Regions from separate parts of the Homo sapiens genome. Here region 2 is linked to region 1. Evidence: chromatin contacts called from ENCODE Hi-C data. All regions are on one chromosome and are shown on one strand. Each heading gives the region's core, a stretch centred on a gene start or an enhancer-like site at or near the end of the contact. The rest is flanking DNA. Distances are from core to core; before and after follow the strand shown. Region 1 holds the start of TUBB6 (tubulin beta 6 class V). Region 2 holds the start of C18orf61 (a long non-coding RNA gene).

Evidence for each region. A loop is a pair of places that touch in the nucleus more often than their neighbours do. Pooled maps may share reads with other maps.
Region 2: a pooled map shows a loop between it and region 1 (4-fold over the local background). The contact joins the promoter of C18orf61 here to the promoter of TUBB6 in region 1. A Hi-C loop is called at or near these places in 2 of 50 pooled maps.

What each region holds. Positions count from the first base shown.
Region 1 is chr18:12,306,303-12,310,086 of GRCh38, reverse strand. It overlaps TUBB6 (tubulin beta 6 class V), which reads right to left and starts at 1,846. Exons shown (of 4, transcript NM_032525.3): 1 at 1,738-1,846; 2 at 1,292-1,400. The coding sequence starts at 1,794. RefSeq lists silencers at 1,311-1,660, 1,681-1,780, 1,871-2,360.
Region 2 is chr18:12,198,930-12,202,788 of GRCh38, reverse strand. It overlaps C18orf61 (a long non-coding RNA gene), which reads right to left and starts at 2,010. Exons shown (of 5, transcript NR_049896.1): 1 at 1,615-2,010; 2 at 711-835.

The sequences.
Region 1 (3,784 bases), core at 597-3,096:
AAGTCCCCTGACTTCCTGCCTACTGTATTTTCCAGCTCACCCTGACACCTCTTTCCTGTTAGGAAGTTTTACAACTTTAGCTCCATGGAAATAAACTAGGTATTTACAGCAAATTGCCAGGTTTGGATGAAATTCTCTGCTTTGTGACACCTCCCCCATGCATACACATACATGTGCCCATGTGCAGTCTGAGAACCTTGTTACCCGGAGCACGCCACTGGCTGTTTCCCCAGAGTCACTCTCATTTTGAGTCAGAGTGTTCTTGTGTGGAAATTTCATGCCAATTGGGCTAGAACTTGTTCCCGGTGAGGACACGGTTAATATGATTCCAGATAGGACCTGCTCTTCAACTCCTGTCCTGCAGTGCACTCGCCAAGATCGAAAATGGATGTACCCAAGCTGGGTGAGGGATTAACATGAAGTGCAGTGTATACTGGAACTATCCTTAGTGTCCTCTAGAAATTTCATCTTCCATGCCCTGATGTTCCCAGCCTTTTGTCATTGCTGCGTAAATGAATAAAACTCCACTCGTTGCTGAGAACTGCCTGGAGTTTCAGCTTCCAGGGAGGTTAAAGTCTTTTTAGAGGTCTGCAAGGGACCAGAAAAGTCACTTAAGAGAGCGTTTCTCAAATTTTTAGCCAAGAATCCCCAATAAGAGATACGTTTTAAACTGGGGGGGGGGGGGGGGAAGCTTTGTTTTTCCCAAGGATCCTTGAGAAACGCTCTAATTTATTCTAACAGGGTCTCGCTCTGTCACCCAGGCTGGAGTGCAGTGGCGCGATCACAGCTCACTGCAGCCTCGACCTCCTGAGCTCAAGCCCTCAGTTAACTGGTACTACAGGGGTGGGCCACCAAGCCCGGCTAATTTTAAAATTGTTGTAGAGATCGGGGCGGGAGGGGGGCGGGGGGTGGTCTCCTATGCTGCCCAGGCTGGTCCTGAACTCCTGGCCCCAAATGATCCTCCAGTCTCGGCCTCCCAAAGCGCTGGGATTAGAGGCTTGAGCCACCGCGCCCGGCTAGACAGAGAAGGCTGGGCAGGAACCGCTACGTTGATTTCACAACGCTAACGGGTGGTCCCGTTCAAGCGCTCAGACCCTCAGGATAGGCTGAATCGAGCTGTTTGAATAAACTGACGGCGGATTTCCCGCCCCGGAGGAGCGAAGGGAGTGGCCGGGCATCCTGCTACACCCCGAGAGAACTTTTCCCGAAGCAAACTCGCCGCGCTAAGAGGCGGCGCCGGAGCGTCCACGCGGGTCCCGGCCGGGCAGGGCGCGGCGGCCTTGCTACTCACACGATGACTCATTGTAGTAGACGTTGATTCTCTCCAGCTGCAGCGCCGAGTCTCCCACGTAGCCTCCGGCCGGGTCGATGCCGTGCTCATCGCTGATCACTTCCCAAAACTTGGGCAGGGCAAGGCGGGGGGACAGACGCTCAGAACCCAGAGCCCGGGACGCCGCCACCCGCGCCCACCCCAGGCGCCCCGGCGGCCGAATTCCAGGCGCGCCTGAGCCGCCGGCAGCCGCTCCCAGTTGGGATGGGGGTGGGGAGCGAAGAGTAGAAGGTCCCCGGCCGGCCACGCCCCGGGCGCTCCCTCCCTGCGGCCCTCGCGGGTCCGCACCGGGCTCCGAGGACCCAGGGGCGCACAGCGGGTGCGCGCCCCGGCGGGGGTCGCGCCGGGAGACCCGGGGCCCGCCAGCAGCCGACCCGCGGAGAGGCCCTGCACCGCGCCAGGCCCACCTTGGTGCCGATCTGGTTCCCGCACTGGCCCGCCTGGATGTGCACGATCTCCCTCATGGCGGGCGCGGCTCTGCGCTAGGAACTGGCTCTGCGGACGACAGCGGCAACTGCGGGCCGGCTGCGCGCGTCCCGGGGCCGACCCTCCGCGCCCCCGCCCCCGCCCCGCCGCTCGCCAATGGCTGCGGGCCCCGCCCCGCCGCCCCCGCTCGACGCCGCGGCCCGGCCTGCAGCAGCCGAGGGAGGACGCGCGGGCGCCAGTCGGGGGACCCTTGCCGGGAGCCGGGCGGAAAAGGACGGGCCCGGAGCTGGCGGGGAGGAGACGGGAAGGAGCGCGGCGCCCGCCCCCACCACCGTTTCGCTGCCCCTTGTGGTGCCCCGCCAGAGGGAGACGCGAGTCGGGCCCTGGCGTCGGGGCAGCGGAGCCGACGTGGCCCGCGGGGTCCCAGCGCCGCGCCCGGGAGCATTGCAGCCGCCCGCGCCCAGTCCAGCCAAGCCGGGACACTGCCCTGGGGTTCGGCGGTGGAGCTTTTCAGGGTCTCTGCCCCCTGCCCCCCACCCCCCGGTCGCACCCCGGGCACACGTTCTTAGGGCCTCTTCGTCCTGGTGTTTCCGTCTCCGGAGATACAGAGGCCATTCCTCTCCGACGACTCCCACCCCTTTGGAACCGGGTTTAGCTAAAGTGACTACAGGGCTGGATCCGAAAATGAACACCTCCTGCGCCGGGTCTATGCAGCCTACTCCTCGCGCGTTAGCGAAGAAATGCGCTTCGGCCTGGGAGGGCGCGCCAGAGTCCGTCTTCCTGGCCAGTTTTGTGTGGTGGAAAGGAATGACTGCTGATGCCGGCCGGGTGACTTGGATTTTAATTCTAGCTGTTTTCAGTTAGCTCTGCGCTTCAGCGGACTCCTCTGTTAACGGAAAAGGTTATCCTAGGGGAGCCTTTCAGCCTCCAAAATGCGGGATGCTCTGGCCTCTGCAGTCAGAATGTGCATGCATCAGGGCTTTTGCGGAAGTTTCCTCACGTGAACGCTGCAGGCTGGGACCACCGGGGTAGCCTCTGCGTCCCCTCCCAGGCCCGTAGAAACGCCGCACATGAGGAAGCGACGATGTTCTGTAATTTGCACTGGCACTTTCTTTTTAGACAGATGAAAACTTTGGGAAATTCCTAATTGTGTGTGTGCATGTTTGTACGTTTGGAAGGGAGTGGAGAACTTTTAAAAGTTTTTCTTCTGGAGTTTTGCAAATGTTTCCAAATTGAGGAATTTTTTTTTTTAACCCTTGGGTCCCCGCCTCCCCACTGCTCTCTCCACCCCAGTGCTGCTCCTCGGCCTTCTTGTGGGTCCCCACACCTCTTTACACAGCCACACGCCCAGGGAGCAGATGAGGAGGCCACAGCCCAGCCCCTGCGCTCCCATTTCAAACTATGAGCCTGAGATTAATCAGCCACCTTCTCCTGAGTCCTCAACACCCTTATTTAGGCTGTTTGTTTCCATTGCTTAATTATTGACTCCAACGAGTGCTACCTTAACCCATCCTGCCGGCCCGAAGTCTAGTGTGGGGAGCCCGAGAGCGGAGGGCCTGTGCCATCCCTGGAAGAACCCTTCCTCCAGCTTTAGTCTCTCTCTCTAAGAAATCCAGCCATCAAGTGGTTTAAAAGAAAGTGTCTACTTTAGAAGCTTTGGTCGTTTGCTGAAATAGCCACCCTTTCAGTGCTAGCCCTTGGGCTGGAATTTAAGTCCAGGGGTCTGATCGAGCCAGAAAGTAGGTGTCAGCGTGGCTTCCGGAAGTCCGTTGTCACTTGGATTTGACAAGGGACAAGCCGACCTGCTGGTTTCTGGGCTCCTGCTCGCTGTGCGCTCTGCGCTGTCTGCAGGGATTGGTGCCCGCGGAGTGCGCTTTGTCTGGAGAAACTCAGTGCTCGAAGAGTGAGGAGACCGGGAGGAAACCTTCCCCCTGCAAAGCTTATCTCCCTTCCCTCTCATCAGAGGCGGGGCCCCGCAAGACACAAGGGATTTCCCCGCAGAATGAACCAAGGCCTCCCCAGGACATG
Region 2 (3,859 bases), core at 761-3,260, 110 kb after region 1:
CATAAAAAATGATGAGTTCATGTCCTTTGTAGGGACATGGATGAAATGGGAAATCATCATTCTCAGTAAACTATCACAAGAACAAAAAACCAAACACCGCATATTCTCACTCATAGGTGGGAATTGAACAATGAGATCACATGGACACATGAAGGGGAATATCACACTCTGGGGACTGTGGTGGGGTGGGGGGAGCGGGGAGGGATAGCATTGGGAGATATACCTAAGGCTAGATGACGAGTTAGTGGGTGCAGCGCACCAGCATGGCACATGTATACATATGTAACTAACCTGCACAGTGTGCACATGTACCCTAAAACTTAAAGTATAATTAAAAAAAAAAAGAAAAAAAAAAAAAGACCAAACCAAACTTTACACATATTTCCTTTTTCTTTTTGATTCTATGCCCCCTCCCTCAGCCTCCCAAGCAGCAGGAATACCCTGAAGGGCCCTGGGAACCCTTGCCCACTGAGTCCCACCTGGAAAGCAGTTCCCTAGCTGGAGAGTCCTCCTCATCAGTTATGCTCTCCAGCACCCACACTGGAGAAACACAAACAACAGGAGAAGTCATTTGAGAGAGGCTACCCACTCCTACTCCCGCTGAAGCCCCACTGCCTCACACAGGATTCCCTGGTCTTTCCTCTGGGTTCACAGATATTCCTGCAGCCTCTCTGGCCATAGCTTTCTACTGGAAAGTCATTTGCTCTCACCAGGCCCGTAATGCTCCTTCCCAAAGGAACCCAGAATCAGGTTTCCGTACACTAGATCCAGCAAGTTTGTTCCTCAGGAAGTGAGCCATTTCAGGGTAAATACTCCCCTCTGAGGTTGATGGCATCTGCAATTATAGAACACATTAGGAGGATTAGATGATGCCACGCATGTCACACATATCTGTTATTCTCTTGGCAACTTTAGAAAATTGTAAGTATAGTGGTAGAGTCAAAGGTCAAAGTCCCCCAAAACTAGCACAAAGTACACCTACAGAAAAGACAAGAACTTTTCCAACAGAATTTACCTTTAAGGTTTATTTAGATGGGCAGTTTCACAACTCTTTTTTATTTTTATTTTTATTTTTTGAAGGAGTCTCGCTGTCCAGGCTGGAGCGCAGTGGCTTGATCTCGGCTCACTGAAACCTCCACCTCCCTGGTTCAAGCGATTCTCCTTCTTCAGCCTCCCAAGTATCTGGATTACAGGCGCATGCCACCAAGCCCAGCTAACTTTTGTATTTTTAGTAGAGACGGGGCTTCATCATGTTTGTCAGGCTAGTTTTGAACTCCTGACCTCAGGTGATCCGCCTGTCTTGGCCTCCCAAAGTGCTGGGAATACAGGTGTGAGCCACCGGACCCAGCCACTTCCACAACTCTTAATCCATGGGGAAAACTGCTGCTGAGGGAAAGGCCTCTGCATTGCAGTAGATAGGGAATGCTGCCATCTACAAGGCCCCAGTATGCCAGGTGTGGGTTGGTGAGAGGCTGCCAACCAGTACCACCCAGCAAGGGAACTGTGGACATCATAGATAATGCACCCTGTCAGATTCCCATGTGTATATTTGACTGGAAAGGAAAGCAGCCAGGAAAGTAACATTTCTGTTTAAGACCAAGAAAAGTGTCTTACATTGCCAGCATCTTCTTTTTTGCAGATGTCTCCTACAGCACCCTCAGGAGGAGCTAGGAGAACACAGAGTAAGGGTCAGTGCCCTGGTGGTGGCAACTGTGTCACCCAGAGAGCTTTGCTTGGTGTGGTGCATGGAGGTAGCTGATCACAGCATGCGCCAACCTGATGCTGGGCCATGCTCCAGGTGGAAGGAGGAGGGCAACAGAGAGAGCAGGAGGGAACTGAGACAAGGAGGCCTAGGCCTTGTCCTTGTCCTAAGGCATCATGAAGCAGCACAAAGGAGTAAACCCAAAATGGACCTAAAATGCACACCAAGGTTCAACAGAAGGGTCCCTTCATCACTCACATGATTTGAAACTCTTCTACACAAACAAGACTTTCTTAACGTATTCAAGATTATCTCAGTGTACTACTAGAATCAAACTATGTTGGTACTGCATCTATTATCTATTTTACAGGATTTATCACTTGATTAAAAGCCAATTTTATTGGTGAAATAGATTCAATTTTAGGCAAATTATTTTATTTATTGCAAATTCTTTTTCATACAGATAACCAAAACATTAAAAATACTGAAATACTACAGATTAGAAATAGTCATACTTTCCCCTTTTTAAGTCTTCTTCTTGAGCCATGGTGCACGCACGGCACTCTTGGGCTGCTGTGATCAGGAGATCCAGGATCCTTTGTGCCACCCTCTCTGGAGACATTACCTAGAGGTCTCGCTCCAGGCAAAGAGGCCAAGCTCAGAGCCTGCTGGATCTGCTCTGCTGAAGCTAAGGGACATGACTCAGACACGCTCTACAGTGGGAAGCGGTTTCCAGGTTCAGATATGCATCATCTACTGAAATGAGGAAGTAGAAAAAATAGAAATTGACAAGTTCATGAGAAACTGCCCATGAGTGCAGGAGTAATTATTTTTGTCAACTGCCTTACATTCAGTATGTATTCAGACATATATAAGGTATTTTTATAAAAGTTGCAATTTTTAATTTTTGTCAGTTATGTTAAATCTAACTTATCAGCTCTCAATATAAAGACTCTACCTCATTTTCTTTGTGGTTTCCAGAAAATCTAGCACATGGTAAGTAGAACACCAAAATATTTATTAAATGAAAACACAGAGCAGGGATTGGGGACAGGCAGGCACGCAGGCAGGCAGTTATATTTGCTTACCTGGATGATAGTAAACTACACAAAACCTTAGTTAGATTAATACTGAAATTGCCTTCTGCTTTGGCTGTTTGCCGTTTTGGAAGAAGGACAACAATGAAGATGAACAGGAAAGAAATGAGAAACAGAGACCTTTGCTTACTAGCTAAAGGCTACCTACTGTAACACGAAATTGTCTACAAATGGTTTTCAACTCTGCGTGCTGTAATTCAGTGACAGAGTTCCCTAATTCCTCCTGTCTGGCTTCAAGTCCAGCTACATCGCCGCTGTCTTCTTTACAACTTGCAAGATGCTGCTGCTACTGCACTTATCTGCTGTATGAGATTTACACTTGTTTTAAAGCAAAACTTTATTTCACGTAGGCTAATGGCCAGGCAGGCTACACTAGTCAGTTAACAGTGAGACGGTTCCTCATGGAGGAAAGGTTAGGTTGAGGCTGAGGATCCTTAATCCAGATGTATAACAGAGTTGCCACGAGGCAACGGAAACCACACTGAGTGGAGCAGTGTTCTTATCTGTCTCTCTTCACCATTTTTAGCTGGCAGGTTTTGAGGATTTTAGGGCTTGTGAACATTACTAAATCTACTGAAATATATCACTGATCCTTATAAGCTTTGGCCAGCTGCTGAGCAAAATAACTTCAGAACTGTTCTATATGGTCCCCCACATCTTAGAACCTGTGAGCTGACCCAAAACATCCGGGGATCTTTGTGCTTTTGACACTGAGGACTATGCTGGTCTGTAGGAAGATGTGCCTATAACTGCTCTGGGTTATGTGACCATGGAGGTCACTTTATGGTGATGGGCAGAGTCTGGGATCTCTCAGGCTCAGTGCTTTAGGGCTTGTACATGAATGCTGGACTCCTGCATGGTGATGAACACCCTGTGACTGATGCATAAGTGCATGTCAGCAGGTGACTGTCAGCATTGGGCCACACACCTGAGCTCATGTTTTGACTTTTTCATTCAGGAGCTCAAAAGCTGGGGCCACTCCCATTGGCCCTTCAGATTCTCCACCTGAGCAGTGAGGGGAATGAAAGGTGGCTCTGGCACGGGTGAATGAGTCATGTAT